Regions from separate parts of the Mus musculus genome. Here region 2 is linked to region 1. The links are chromatin loops, found by intact Hi-C in ENCODE. Cell type or tissue: heart. All regions are shown on one strand.

What was found. A loop is a pair of places that touch in the nucleus more often than their neighbours do. Peaks named below come from ENCODE experiments on the same cell type or tissue, not always from the same donor. Only the 100,000 strongest peaks of a DNase experiment are listed, where the experiment ranks them.
Region 2: it touches region 1 in a loop (2.9-fold over the local background); 2 of 42 quality-filtered maps call a loop at or near these places.

Annotation. Positions count from the first base shown.
Region 1 is chr11:119,500,460-119,508,459 of GRCm38, forward strand. Endov (endonuclease V) reads left to right here. Exons shown (of 9, transcript NM_001164636.1): 5 at 132-244; 6 at 1,834-1,902; 7 at 2,240-2,368; 8 at 4,632-4,708; 9 at 6,743-8,000. The coding sequence ends at 6,968. Among named protein-coding and RNA genes, the nearest start is that of Endov, 13 kb to the left of the region's middle. In heart, no CTCF peak of the experiment used is centred here; a DNase peak (open chromatin) is centred at 3,412.
Region 2 is chr11:119,761,176-119,769,175 of GRCm38, forward strand. All of the region lies in intron 6 of Rptor (regulatory associated protein of MTOR, complex 1), which reads left to right. Among named protein-coding and RNA genes, the nearest start is that of Rptoros, 69 kb to the right of the region's middle. In heart, a CTCF peak has its summit at 3,310; a DNase peak (open chromatin) is centred at 5,066; H3K27ac peaks cover 217 bases.

The DNA of each region.
Region 1 (8,000 bases):
TGCTTTCAGGACAGAGGGCCCATTCACAGTGCAGTCAGTTTGGGCCAAGAGTCTGCGTCTATAGATGAGCGATTGTGGCTGGCTCCCATCCCATCCCCGCCACCGTACTCTCGCCCTTTGCTCCCCTGCAGGCTTCGGGGTGGCCTGCCACCTTGGTGTCCTTACAGAGCTGCCATGCATCGGGGTGGCCAAGAAGCTCCTGCAGGTGGATGGACTGGAGAACAATGCTCTGCACAAGGAGAAGGTGAGAAGGGCTTTGGGACTCCCTGTGACTCAACCAGGTGTGCCTGTGTTAGCCACCTCTTGGGGCACCTCAGCTCCAGCCTGGCCTGCTGGCACACCCTCACGTCACTGGTGTCTTACCCAGAAGCAGACCCACTTTTCCCTGGGCACTGCCTTCCAAGTGCCTCTGGACAGTTCAGAGCAGTGGCTCAGCTCTCATAAGCTTCCTGGGTGCCTCCCACCATGTTTGTCTCCCCTACTTCCTTGCTTCTGTGCCAGGATCACACGCACGCAGGGCCATGTCCTCCAGTCCCCGGGGACAGGGTTTCCAGGTTTCCATATCACACTAGCCACCTTCTTCCCTCCGTGGTGTTCACAGTCAGCCTGCAGACCCTGCTTACTGTCATTGTGACTGTAGTCCTTGCTCTGCCCCCAGTGTACCATTTTCTACCCTAGATCCTCACTTCATCCAGGGGAAGCCATTGACATAATGTTTATCCCACAGAACGAAGTTCCAAGAGACCTGACTGTCTCTTTCCTAGTTCCCAGGAGCCTGTGTAGAGAGTGAGTTATGTGTTGAGCTGGCAGAGTGGACAGACCCAGGTCCGCTCATGGCAGCCTGATCATGGCAGCCTGATGGATAGATGTACTGGCCCTCCCCACCCAGAAGGAAGGGGCTGTGGGTTGACTTGTGCCAAGCCCCTAGCTAGAAAGGAAGCTTTCAGGAGGTGGCAGCTTCAGCCTGGACATGGACTGCTGTGCCCAGTGTCACCTGTGTGCCCTCCACCTGCCTCTTGGGGCCTTGGCAAGCCACAACCCTTTTTCTAAGCCTCAGTTACCAGAGTAGATGGAACTTCATGGCAGCGACCTCAGCACAGTCACCAACATATTCAGTGTGGCCCCTGTGGGGTCTGGGAGGGCACCTTGCATCCCTGCCTAGGCCTTTGAAATGAAATTTGCTGGGCTGGGGCAGTGGCTCAAGACTTAGAGTACATCCTGCTCTTGCAGGGCCCACTCTGGGCTCCCAGCTCCAATGCTGCATAGCTGACGACCATGGTAACTTCAGCTCCCAGCAATCTGATGCCCCAGCTTCTCTGAGCATCTGCCCTCATATCCCCCACAGACATCTACGCATGCCCTGTTCTTAAAGATAATCTTTTAAAGAATCAAGTTTGCCCTTCAGCTGTTTGAGAAGGGGCAGTGGGTTGAGGGATGGCTCCATCAGCAAAGTGCTTATCCTGCGTATAAAGACTTGAGGTTGGTTCCCATTAGCCATGTAAAAAGTGCTGAGCATGGGGGCCGTGCTTGTTATGCCAGCATCAGAACGGCACAAAGGCCTCTTGGTGAGCTCCAGGCCAATGAGACTCCTTCCCGAAGAAGGTGAACGATGCTCCTGAGGATGGTGTATCTAGCCGACCTGCACTTTTGCTTGGGATTTGATTGTTTGTTAGTTTGTGTGAGATGGAGGTCTCACTGTGTAGTCCTGTCTAGCCTCAAACTCACAGAGCTCTGCCCTCTGCCTGTCTGGCGCTGGGACTAAAGGTGTGCACTAGCATTCCTGCGATACATGTTTTTAAAAAGGTATTTTTACAGTTTTTTTCTGTTTCCCAGATTGTGCTCCTGCAGGCCGGAGGAGACACATTTCCTCTGATAGGCAGCTCTGGGACTGTCCTGGGAATGGTGAGTGGCCAGAAAGCTGTGCCTTGCCCAGACTCGGGACCTAGGCCATGCCACAAGGCAGCTCATGCACACGTGCACACGTGCACACATGCACTTTGTGGGGGCTGGACCCTGTTCCCTACATATCCTGCGACCAACCAGGGTATGCTGTGTCACATTCTCCTCTGGCTACCCTCACCCCATGTGCCACCTGAAGATGCCTGAGGGCCAACAGCCCCAGAGTCCTTGCACCCTGTGAACTCCTTCCAGCCCTCCAGGACATCCTCACAGCCTCAGTCCTGAGGCTGGTCCTGCTCCACAGCAACGTTGCCCATCCATGCTTGTCCTCCTTCCACAGGCCCTGAGGAGCCATGACCACAGCACCAAGCCCCTCTATGTCTCTGTGGGCCACAGAATAAGCCTGGAGGTCGCTGTGCGCCTCACCCACCACTGCTGTAGGTTCCGGATCCCAGAACCTATACGCCAGGTATGGGGCTGTGGTGGGAGTGGGAGAGTTGTGTGTGTGTGTGGGGGGGGGGGACTGACATTGCCACCTAGTTGTTTGTCTTTTATTGCTGTGATGAGACACCATGACCAAGGAAATTTTTACAAAGGCACTCATTTCACTGGAGCTGGCTTACAGGTCCAGAGGTTCAGTCTGTTATTATGATGGGAAGCATGGCAGCATCCAGGCAGGCATGGCACTGGAGGAGCTGAGAGAGCTCTACCTCTTGTTCCAAAGGCAGCTGCTTCCAGGCAGTTAGGGTAAGGGTGTAAAGCCCACGCCCACAGTGACACACCTACTCCAACAAGGCCACACCTCCTAATAGTGCCACTCCCTGGGCCAAGCATATACAAACCATCACACAGTCTCACTTGGGGTGGGTCTCTGCAGGCATCTGAGGACAGATCCCCAGGCCCTTGATGAGAGAGCCTGAAAGCAGGACAAGTTGGACGCAACCCTTGGTCAGAGGATCTCACAGGGTCATTCGGTGGCTACATTGAGGAAGCTAGTGCTTGTGCCAGAGACACCAATTGGGACCCCAGGCCATGGCTCTGCCAGACACCTGTTACCTAAGCTGCTGTTCAGGGACCCAGAGGCTCAACACTGATTAACCAGTCATCTCACCCTACAGGAAAGCAGCATGCAACTGAGATCCCAACATGCACCTGTCACGTGGTGGTGCCTGTCCAAACCCTAGGTTGAGAACCCAGGAAAAACCACTCTTTAGAGGAGGCTAGGACAGTCCAGACTCTGGAAAGGCACTATCAAAAGCCCTGGTTCAGGAGGAATTTGATGCATTCGAGCAACTCAGCCACAGCAGGAAGCGTACAGTTCCAGGGCTCACTAGCAAGGGACTTAGAGCAGCTGCTGTCTACATCAGCTGTGGGACAGTTTTTCAGGTCACAACTCCATTCCTTCTGGAGGCTGTGAGGTCTTTGGGAGGTGTGAAGGAAGGGCTACAGGCTGGACTGCCCAGAGCCTGCCTAGGCTCAGCCCTCAGGAGAGCTGCAGGTGCACAGGATGGCCTCCAGGGGGCAGCAGCAGGCAGTGCATCCTGTGATGCTCAGCCCTGCTCCTGGAAAGGCTGCCCAGAGGTAGCCTCTGAGAATGAGTGAGTTCTTGTCATCCCCCAAGGAAGGCCTTCTTTAACTGAGTCCTCATCTGGGGTGTTACTGCTGTTACAGGTGCAGTGGTCTCTCAAGCCCCAGAAGGCCTTTCCCCTTCCATCCTGGCCATCTAATGAGAGCAAGTCAGCGATGCACTCCCTTAGCACCTGCAGCCCAGAGCTGTGCAGCCCCAGACCTGCATTGTTAGCCGTGATGTTTCCCAGAGTTACAGTGGTTTCTGTCCTAGCAAGTAAGGGGGCAGCCTCCTGCAAAGCACCTGGAGTACTGGAATCCAGAGCACACCTGTCACATGTCACAAGAGAGCCTCCCAAACCCTGGGCACATGCAGAGCGAGCACGTGATGGCCTAGCCTGGGAGCCCAGGTTGGCAGGGAGGAAGGGAATAAGGCTCTGTCGGCCCGGCAGGACGGGCTGTGGCTTTTGGCCTATCTTCTTTCCACTGGCCCCTCAGCAGAGCACCCTCCCAACAATTCCACTTCCCCAAAGTTCTCCAAGAAGGGCTTAGTGTCTGTCTTTAGGGTCTTCCTTCCCTCTGCTCTGGTGCAAACCCGGACTCTGGTACAGCCCAGGACATCCCACTGCCCACGGCCCACTTCCCTTAGCTGAAGAGCAGCTGCTGTCTGCAGGATTAGCTATTGCTGTCTGTGAGTCTTGTGATCCCAAAGCTAAGCTAAACCCATCTGAGCCGGGACCAGGGGCTTCCTGAGGCCAGGCTCTTAGAGGTGGAGGAGGGGGGTGCATATTCAGATCTGAGTCCCTCTCTGTGGCTCTACCTGTGGTCCCCAAGCCCTTTTTTATTAGCGTAACTTGTCAACCTTTCTGGAGATGAACAGGTGTCACAGCTGACACCCATCAGAGGGACAGCCAGTGAAAACGAACAGTCTGAGTCAGAGAAGAGGCTGAGCATCCTGGAAAAGCAAGAGGTCAGGTCCCTCAGCCTTCACCTCAACCCCGAGGGTCTCAGCATCTCTCTGCCAACTACACACTGGCGGGGCTGATTCCCCAAAGGACATGATGAGCCTGTGTGGGCTGCCCCTGAAAGAGTGGAATGTGCTTCCAGGCTACTGGGGATGGGAAGACATGCCCAGGGCCTGGCTTACACCTGTGTGTATCCTTCAGGCTGACATCCGCTCTCGAGAGTACATCCGAAGGACTCTAGGGCAGCTTGGGGTGGCTCCTGCACAGAGAAAGGACAGGTGAGTGTGGGAAGGACACCGGCAATGGGTTGTGTATGAATCCATCCTGTCCTTGATGCAGGGTTGTAGCTTAGGGCCACAGAGTGAGGCTGGGCCTGGTAGGGGACATAGGGAGGGGATCCCTCAGAGACTTCAAACATAGTAGGAACTCTCAAGAAACCCCACTCCTTTGGCTCAGCTGGCCCAAGGCCCACCTCCAAACGTGGTTGCTATCCGAGTTAGGGTTTTTGTTGCTGTGAGGAGGCACCATGACCAAAAGCAAGTTGGATTGGAAAGGGTTTGTCTTAACCTTCTGTGTCCTGTTCATCACTGGAGGAAGTCATGACAGGAGCTCAAGCAGCACAGGACCCTGGGGGCAGGAGCTGATGCTGAGGCCATGGAGGGTGCTGCTCACTGGTTTGCTCCTTGTGATTTGCTCAGCCTGCTTCTTATAGAACCCAGGACCACCAGCCCAAGGATGATACTGCCCACAGTGTGCTGAACCCTCCCCCATCGATCACTACACCCACAGTGTGCTGAACCCTCCCCCATCGATCACTACACCCACAGTGTGCTGAACCCTCCCCCATCGATCACTACACCCATAGTGTGCTGGACCCTCCCCCATCAATCACTACACCCACTGTGTGCTGGACCCTCCCCCACAATCACTACTCCCACAGTGTGCTGAACCCTCCCCCATCGATCACTACACCCACAGTGTGCTGAACCCTCCCCCATCGATCACTACACCCACAGTGTGCTGGACCCTCCCCCATCGATCACTACACCCACAGTGTGCTGGACCCTCCCCCACAATCACTACACCCACAGTGTGCTGGACCCTCCCCCATCAATCACTACACCCACTGTGTGCTGGGATACCCCCCCCATCGACCACTACACCCACAGTGTGCTGGACCCTCCCCCATTGATCACTACACCCACTGTGTGCTGGATCCTCCCCCATCAATCACTACACCCACTGTGTGCTGGACCCTTCCCCATTGATCACTAGTTAAGAACATGCTCTGGGGCTGGTGAGATGGCTCAGTGGGTAAGAGCACCCGACTGCTCTTCCGAAGGTCCAGAGTTCAAATCCCAGCAACCACATGGTGGCTCACAACCATCCATAACAAGATCTGACTCCCACTTCTGGAGTGTCTGAAGACAGCTACAGTGTATTTACATATAATAATAAATAAATCTTAAAAAAAAAAAAGAAAAGAACATGCTCTGCTCTAGGGGCTTGCCTGCAGCCTGATCTTAAGGAGGCATCTTCTCCATTGAGGTTCCCTCCTGTCAGATAACTTAAGCTTGTGCCAAGCTGATATAAAACCACCCAGTACAGCTGCCTAGCCTTTTCTGGTCCACTTTATCTGTCCAAAGGTCCAGACCAGGTCTCCCCAGAAAGGGCATGACCTTTGGAGTCAGGCATGGTTCTGTTTACCTCATTCCCTCGAATGCCTGTCTCCCATCACAGAAGTTCAGTCCTTCGAGCTTTGAGGTAGAGCGAGTCTGTTGTCATCAGCAGTCTCCGCTAGGGACACAGGACTGGCATGAGCTCTTTACACAATGTGGTATTACTAGAACAGGCCTTAGGGAAGTCTTGCCAAGAAACAGGTACTGTGATCCCATCTCATGGGTGGGGAAGTGAGACACAGGGTATCAGCAATAGAACGTGGTACATATGGCAGCTTCAGTTTTGATCCCTGCCTCTGGTGTGCCTCATACCCAGGGAAAGACAAAGGCCCTGCCTTGGGTGGTGCACAAGTAGTGAGGGGTGCACCCCTCATACTCATTTCCCTGAAGCTGGGGGCTGTTCCTGGGCCACTGGGCTGTTAAAGAGCTGAGGGTATGGGCAGCTGGCCCTACCCCACTTCACCATTGAACTTGGCTAGCCTGAGGGTACAAGAGTACACCTGTGCAGGTGAGGACTGTCGGCCTTCCCTCTAGGCTGGGCCCTTCATCAGGCCTCAGAGACCCCTGGAGAACAAGGGGACTTCTGACACACCCTGGCTTTTTATGTTTCCTGTTTCTTGGTGTCATTACCAGGAGCCAGAAAGAGCAGAGGCCAAATGCATGCCCCCAAGGAGGCCCAGGAGCACTTGCAGATCAAGGCAGGCCTCCTGAATGCGACGGCAGAGACTCCAGCTCAGACCGGAAAGCCCCCGAGCCAGGCTTCCAGGAGCAGAAGGACCAGCAGTTGGAGGGAACCGGGCATCAGGAAGACTCGGACCTCTGGCCTCCTTCTCCAGCCTGGGTACAGTCACCACCCTGAGAAGATGATCTCTAGGAGCAGTGGAGACCTCACCACAGTCACAGGTGGAGCACCACACCCCAGAGGCAACAGTGCATGGAACTCCAGGAGGATGCAGCGGGCTTAATCCAGCGTGGGCCAGTGTAGGCCAGTGGCTGCCAGCCTCCTCCATCACTGGCTAGTCAGTGTGGTCACCATGCCCCAGCAGGACCATATTCCAGACCAGGAAGCACACACAAGCACCAAGAGTACATGAAGGACTTCAGGCCTCGGGTGCCCAGAGGCCCTGCGGTTGGCAACCTGTGCCAGCAGCTCTGCCTTGCCCTCTTGGGAATACAGACCTGGTTCTTCCTGGCTTTACCCTCATGGGTCACTCTTACTTCACCATCCCAGCCACGGGAGACTGTCATCCGTGTCATAGCCAGGCTGCAGCCCCCAAGGTGCCTGTCCTCAAGCTTGTTTGCCGCTGAGCTTGAGGGACCTGCAGTTGGGAAAGCCTCAATCCTGGAGCAGGCTCAAGAGTGGGCGATGGGGAGTCAGCTGCACAGAGGGTGCCAGATGGGAAGCCGGTTGAGGCCCATGGTGAGAAAGCCCCAGGCTCGGCTCCTCACTCCTCTTCCTGCCACCCTCTCACCAGAGAGCGTCAAAATCCCATCCCACTAAGAAGGCGGGTCTGTTCTAGCCTGGTGGCTTCTTGTCTGGGTGGCCTTGAAGGGGCTGCTGAGGCAGGCCAACAGCAGGGCTGCAGTGCCCTCCCTGTCCTCCCACACACATTCTAGGCTCACCAGAGTGGCATCTGAGCTGGGACACAGAGATGGCACGCCTGTGACATGTCTCTTGCCCTCACCCTAGTCCCCAGATTCCCTGGAGGAGAGGTGACAGATGGTGGGGAAGCTAGCTACTAAGTCCTGTGGATACCCACAGGGGGTGGTCAGGATGGGATGACGGTCGGTGATGGGGAAGGACAGACGGGTGGTTCTCCTGTGATACCCAGGCCCATTTAGACTCAGCTGGGCTGCTGCGACTCCCTCCTAAGTCAGTCCATAGTGACTA
Region 2 (8,000 bases), 260 kb after region 1:
CCAGAAGCACAAACGTAGGTTCTTGTCTGGCTCACCTGCCTAAGGCTATTGTCTGGCTCACCTGCCTTACAGAGTTGTACTAGTGCCCTTTGATCTTAGTGCTGAAGAGTCTGACCTTCGGTCTTCCTGTGAAGAATTGGCTTCACCATCTGAAACCAGCTATCTTCTGGTCCCATGCAGATCCCAAACTGCACGATTTTCCATGTACCTACTCAGGATGTTTCTCCCCTGCTCAGCTACACCCTTTGTGTCCCAGGCTCCATTTTCATTCAGTTAAGATGAAAATCACACCACTCTCAGAGAACAGCGTGCTATGGATACCCTGATTTTGGTCATAAGAAAAAGATGTAAACTATTGAGAGTGGCCTTGCCTGCTGACTCCCCAGTGAGTCTGAATGTCACTGGAGTTTAGAAACCACACTACGAGAAGCTGCAGACAGAGACCTTGGAGGCGGCAAGTGTAGAATAGAGGCATGGGCAGTAGAGATAGGCAAGGGCAGGCTGAGGGGGCTTTCTGACTGACTACAGCCATCCCCTCCTTTCCCTGGTTGATTCAACTGCTTCTCTGTGTGGCGCAGAATGAGGTTGGTTGATAGGGAAAGCAGCATTCTGGGTAAAGTTACTCAGAAAACAGAGCTAGGAGAGTGGGAAGATGAATTACCAGTGTAGAGAAAAGGAAGAGGCAAGAAGACAGGTGGGTGAAGACCTCTCCCAAGGAAAGCAGATATGTCACCATGCTAGAGATGTCCAGCTCTGTGATATGAAGCTGAGAATACAGATGGAGGAAGGAAGGACAAAAAAAAAAAGAAAAAAAAGAAAAGAAAAAAAAAGAGAGGAATAGAGTCTAGGAAATGCTCTCAGGTGGCAGAGTGAGCTGTGGCAAGAGTGGGTGGCAATTGATCCTTATGGGACGAAGACATAAAGGTGCAGCCCTCATGAGCTGCAAGACAGAAACATAAAGGCTGAGAAGACAGCGGCAGACGCCAGAGTCCACGCAGAGCCCAGGGTGGCACTGAGCAAGCAAAGCAAAGTGCTTTACTGTGGAAAAGGAGCAAGAGGGCAGGGGAGGACGGCAGCCGCAGCAGTATGACCTGACACAGTCGTAAGCTGAGAGGTGCCACCTACAGTCATTCATGCAGGGGGAGCTGAGTCAGGAGCCCGGTCAGAATGCTCCTGAGAGAAAGTTCCAGCCAAGGGGTGGGGTTAATAATAGGTTAATTACCCAGGTCCATCGCCGCGCACACACAACCATCCATGCAACAAAGAATCCACATTTTTGAGCATGTATGGGCCATTTATCAAATAAACTATGTCTATACTGCAAAGGAGCCATCTATAATAAGTCCAGAGGATCTCCCTTTTTGTCTTGTGATCTCCGACCACACATAGTAGATGGAACTCAGTCATGAGAAGGCAGGGTTTAGAGGAATGCTGGGAGAGACATACCTTGTGCTAACTTTCTCAACCCATGCCTGAAACCCTAGTTTAAAAAATTAATGTGTAAAAATGACCCAGAAAGAAAAGGTTGGGGATTAAAGAAGAAATACTTTGTTTGATTGGTTTTTATTTAGCTTGTTATTGTTGTTAATATTGAGACAGAGCGTTGCCAACCTCAGGAACCTGCAGTCTTGCCTTGGCCTCCTGCATGCTGGGCTACAGCAATGTGCCATCATGTCCTGCAACTTGAAGTAACAAATGTTCAGGCTGAATTCATTGAAAGCACATGAGCAGCAAGTGCAGCTCAGGCTTTAGTGAGAAATGGAGATAGAGAAAAGGTCAGGGAAGGGTGCAGCCAATAACAAAATCTCAGCCAAAGTTCTGAGTGCAGAGCTGCTTAGCACCCCATGCTGCCTCCACAGTAACGAGTTAGGGTTTGCAGCCCGAGGGAGCCTGTCTCCTGGACCTCGTGCTCTCTGAGACTCTGCTCTGCTGACGGTGTCGTAGCACTGTAGCATCTCAGCCTCTGAGTCATCTCCGGGGCCCACTGTTTCTTAAGTGTAACTGAAGGAAAAGTTAAGATTTGGGTAACAATCACAGCTGTGATTTACTGAGCATCGGTTGCACAACTGCACGCCCAGCGTGTGCACAGTATTCCCACAAGCCTGTGAAGGCTGTGCCAACACTAGCTCTTACCTGCAGGCTGCTCCCAAGGGAACTCGTAGGCAGGATTCAGGAACTAGTGCCCGGACTCAGAGCTGACATTCTGACCTCCACCTGTGCTGCTTCTGTGGGTACTGGTGACACCCTCCCTGGTGTCTTTGATACCAGTGACACCCTCCCTGGTGTCTTTGGTACTGGTGACACCCTCCCTGGTGTCTTTTGTACTGGTGACACCCTCCCTGGTGTCTTTGACACCAGTGACACCCTCCCTGGTGTCTTTGATACCAGTGACACCCTCCCTGGTGTCTTTGGTACTGGTGACACCCTCCCTGGTGTCTTTTGTACTGGTGACACCCTCCCTGGTGTCTTTGATACCAGTGACACCCTCCCTGGTGTCTTTGGTACCGGTGACACCCTCCCTGGTGTCTTTTGTACTGGTGACACCCTCCCTGGTGTCTTTGATACCAGTGACACCTTCCCTGGTGTCTTTGGTACCGGTGACACCCTCCCTGGTGTCTTTGGTACTGGTGACACCCTCCCTGGTGTCTTTGCTGGTGTGTTTTCCTGCTGTCATTGCGGTGGTGCTTTGGAAGGAGCCAAGACCTCTGCTTGCTTAATCCATACCTTCATTGAGGGCGTGGGGCCTGTGTAACATGTGAGGCAAACACCATGGTCAGTGGAGAAAGCCTCCATCTGCAGGTGAAGAGGCAGATTGCTGTAGTCTACTACAATACTGGAAGCCTGGCCAACCAGCCAGAAGAAATGGAGAGAAGCAGTAAGAGAGACATTAAGATCTGGGTGCAGCACAGTCCCCTTGTCTCACTGTTTCAGGATGTACATGTCACCTGAGTGCCTGCAAGTCCAAAGCCAGTTCATTTCTGTCCCTGGCAACACTGTTCTCCTCCTCAGAAGCCATAGACATGGCAGAGAGGGCATTCGGAGCCTTTCCTATCGGAAGAGAAGCAAACACCATTCCTGGCTTGGGATTTAGTGGTTGCGCAGGCTGAGCCCCCAAACAGGAAAGGTGCACATCACACCCTATTCAGACCACACTGGAAGGACAGACATTGTGGAAAGCTGGAAGAAAAAACCAAAGAAACAGTAGGCAGTCATATTGCCAAACAGGAAGCCAAAGTAATATATGTGGGAGTATGGGGAAGACAGGGAAGCCCCTGAGACTGACTGCCCTCTACAGCAGGGCACCGGAACCTCAGAGAATTGAAATCAGAATTGTTTTATTTTTCTAACTACTACCTTGTAGCCATTAAGATTCAGAAGTACTTGGGAATAAATATAACAAATATAATAAAATGCATGCAAGGCCTGAGCTCACAAATCTGAATTATCACAGAGATTAAAGATGAGGCAGAAAATGGCTCTGTAAAGATGGAAAGACCCAGCTCTATGTGTGTGCCTTTGTGTGAGACAGGTTAACATGGAGGTTAGGCAGGCTTTAAGTTACTGGCAGTGCTCAGTGCCCAAGTGTAGAGATTGCAGATATGTTCTTACCATATCCAGCCAAAATTCAGTATTCTTAAACGTTAATTTTCTCCAACTTGATCTTTGCTGTCCCAGTCAAAGTCTTGGCTTTAAACCTTACATAGAAGCACAGAGGGCATGGTGAGGACAGTTTGGACTCAGCGTAAAGCCATTGTCACAAGACAGTCATGCCGTGTACACACTGCACAAAGGTGCCTAAATGGTTTCATGGGGAAGGACTGTTTTTCAAGAATTGGTGGTAGAAGCTGTATATGGAGAAGAAAAAAAAAAAATCAAAGACAGAGACTACCTTGCACCTCACTTACGCCTTACGGAACAGTTAACCCTGTTCTTCCTCTGAGAGCCAGGGAGAGCTAGAAGGCTGGATGAAATGGGGTTTCCACCCTTACAGCAAGTTATTGGTAACAGCTGCTGCTGGACCAAGAGCAGCTGCACCACTGCACGCTGTGAGGATGATGGTGGGTCTCCATTATATTAAACTCAGGAAGGCTAGCCAGGGACCAGAGGACGCAAAGGTAAGGCAGCCGCAGCTGTGATGGGATCAGGCGTGCATGCATGTGTTCACACACACACTCTCAGATGTGCACATGCACATTCATGCTCACACACTCATACACTACACACACACACACACACACACACGCACAAGATTGTCTCCAGATGCAGTAAGGGGCAATGGGATGTCATCTGTGTGGACTGTGGGGACGACAGAAGCTTAACAGTACTGCTGCAAACTGAAGTCTCAAACTGGTTTATTTTATCGTATGCAAATTGTATCTCATTAAAGTTGATTTAAGTGTTTTTAAATGTAGAATGTTGAGTGAAAAAATAAGAAACAGTATTAGATTTATAGTGCATTACTTTTTATTAAACACAAATATTGTGCAGTACTAGTCATGTAAATGTATGCATATATATCTGAGTGAAGAAACAGCATACAGGTCACAGACCTCACGGGACCACTGGAGAGGACTCTCTGGTTTGAGACTTTCAGTGTCCAGAACTGAGAGTCAGTGCAGGTGTGCTGGTAGGACCTGGAGGTGTCTTTGAGCTATGTACACACAGGAGAGGACATGGACATTTCTTCTGGTCACCCATGTAGGTGAAACAGTAGACAGGAAAGTAGCAGCATTTTTAAAGCCCAGCGTCTTTCACATCTACTCAGCTCTCACAAGGCCCAGTTTGGGGCCCAGTAGTGGAAGCAGCAGTAGTAGCCTCCAGGCCGCTGCTTCTGTAGGGACTGCGCTGACGCAGCTTTAGGACCCGTGTCCTTTGCAGTGTGTGCTGTTTCTCCAGAGATGTGTAGTGAGTGAATGTTTTATCTACAGAACAGGTGTCTTTGACTTCTGACTCCTGACTTGTGGTGATTTTCTTTTGGCTCACACTCCTCTCCTATGCTAATCTAAAATGGAACACAGTGTGCGGGTCATTCTCGGTGAGCAGTGTAGTGCAATGGAGTCCTGTCAGTGCCGACTGCCTAGCACCTGAGGTTGCATGAGTATGGCTGAAGGGCAGCATGTGGCCAGAACACACTCCTCTATCTACAGGAGCATGTACAAAAGAGATTGTGGTTGCGTGCAGCTCAGCTCACAGTAGGGTTTTCACTGTACTGTGACTGTGTGGGACTCTAGGAGAGCAGCTCCCTCCCCACACCCCCCCCCCATCCTCCTGTCTGGCTTCAGACAATGGCAGAACAACTTACTGTCTGCTTAGGATACAAACCATCATCACCTTGTTTCAAATTAGTTCCGGTGCTTGTTGGAAATTGTGCCGCAAAGCAGCTAAATGATCTCATGCTTAGGGAACAGTCGCTCCTGGGCTGTTACCTGCCGGTGTGTATCTTTAATGTGCTTCTGCTCGTCTGACTTATGTGCACGTAGTGTGCCTAGGCTGACACCTGTTATCAGCGATATTGCCGAGTTCCATTAAAGTACATTGATGTTTGCAGCTCTGTATTCAGTCATGGACACTTGTGTCAGTGAATAGTCAGGGGTACTTTTCTGGTGGTGGCTGTAGAAGCTGCCTCATTTCCTTTCACATACACTGCATTGAGGTGCCTCTCAGATGACATCTATGGCATGCCAGGACTGTGCTGTCACATAGGACCTGTGCAGATGGTGGCACAGCACCGCTCCGTTGTTTTTTGTTTTGTTTTGTTTTTGTTCTGAATGTATCCTGCAGACAATGATCCTCTGTTTTCCTGACTTCTTGCTATTCATACTACTGATGCCCCTGTTCGTGACACAGAACAGGCTTAAATAGGCTTCAAAAGCCACTTCCATGCACCATGTGGCTAGTGCCACAGTCACACTAGCCCTTGCTTTTGTTAGCCTTTGTCTCCATTATCCATGAGGTAATGTCTCTGTGTTGCAAGTAGCCTGCAGAGTATGCAAATGATAAGGATTTATGAGTCCAAGTGGTTGTCTGCTGGGATTGGGGACTTAATGGAGAGGGACACGCTTCTATCAGTCCTTTGGCAATAAGCAGGGAGAGAGCACAGTGTCTTCTCTGTTGGGGCTTCCTGTGATGGAGAGCTTGTCCTAGAAGGGGCAGTTGGAGGAGGGTGTTCTGAGTAGATGTTCCTATCCTGGCCATGGGCCTGAAGTCAAGCTTAGAGGATAGAGACAACTTAGTGCAGCCGGACCTTTGAGTGAGGGCAGACATGGTCCCCACAACCCAAGAAACAGGGTGCAGCCCCTGAGCATGACTAAATTATATCACACGTATGCCCCTGTATGTTCACCTGCCATCCCTACATACAAGAGAAGCTGATTTATCAATAATAGAAATGTATTGCTGTCAGTCTGGAGGCAGGAAGCCCAAGGTCCAGGTGCTAGCAGATGTTCTCTGCAGTCTAGAGTGTTGAAAGCTAGAGATGTAGTCTAGGGCGGATGAGCAGTGCCCTCCTCGCACAGTGTGGGAAGCATGCGGTGGGAACCACGGCTGGTGCAGTAGGCTCTGCCAGAGCATGAGCAGCATGTCGGGACTGAAGAGGCCAGACACTGTATGGCTCTTTAAGAAGCCATGCTGCTGTGCTGTTGGCTCGGAGCAGCTGAGATAAGGGGGCCTCTGTCCACCTCAGGCTCAAAGGAGACTCCTTGCTGGGAAAGCTGAAGAGGCAAAAAGCATCTTAGCCTCTGCTTCACAGGAGTGAGCACCACGGGCTGCTTGGGCATCACACACAGTTCAAGGCAGGAAAGCACTCCATTAGGAGCATGTTACCCTCATCCATATGCACTCTCCTGGAGTAAAGAAGCTAAGCAATGAGAAAGAGAAATAGGGCAAATGAATGAAGTGTAAATTAAAAGCTATCTCCCTGGCATAAGGTAGCAGGGGTGGGTGTGTGGTGCAGACCACACATTGCGACTGCCTTGTGAGGAGTCGCTTTCACGGGAGGGTCTGTTTGGGACTCTTCCTGGTCATTTGGCATAAGAACTGCCAGAGTAGGAACAAGATGCTCGCTCCTGGGCTCTCTAGCATTTACCTCACAATACTTACGGACCTTAAGGAGCCTGCTCAAGAGTACGTCCCTAGATCCTAAGCCCTGAGCCAAAGTTGGTACCTATCACCGATTGTTTTTATGTATGTATCCATGTGTGTTTGTGTGTATGTGTCTTTGTCTGTGTGTCCACATGTGTCCACATATATCTGTGTCTGTGAGTGTTCGTGAGTGTGTGTGTCTGTATGTTTTGAACCCTGAGCTTCATGCATGGCAGAAGTGCAGTCTACCGCTCAGCTACTTCAGCTCAGGATCAGCTACCAGCCCCTGCTGCTGATTCTTAAGTAAACATAAACCCTTGCCTTCAGTCCTCCCTCTTGCCCTAGTCCTGGATCTCCCCAAGGTCTAGCTGGTGACGCTGTTTGGCTCTGGAGCCATCCTTCCTGCCCTGACCCTTCTATGGGCTCTTGGCTCTCCTCCAATGGTGGACATGCAGCTCCCACCTGAGTCCTCTCAGCATCACTTCCTTCTCCTGCGTCATTGCCCCCAGGCCGGAATGTCAGCCAAAGACTCACCATCTCATTTCTAGCTGTCTCTTCACTGATGAGGAGTGAGTGCAGGAGAGAAATTAATTGTGTTGGGTTTCCCTTATATACCAAATTAAGGCCTTTTGTTTAATCGATATAATTCTGGTTTTAAATATCTGTTATCTTCATTTTATGGGTTAAAACAGCTGGATATAGCCAGGCGGTGGTGGCGCACACTTTTAATCTCAGCACTTGGGAGGCAGAGGCAGGCGGATTTCTGAGTTCAAGGCCAGCCTAGTCTACAGAGTGAGTTCCAGGACAGCCAGGGCTACACAGAGAAACCCTGTCTGGAAAAAACAAACAAAAAACAAAAAAGTCAACAACAACAACAACAACAAAAAAACCCAGCTGGATATGAGAAGTTAGCCACTGTG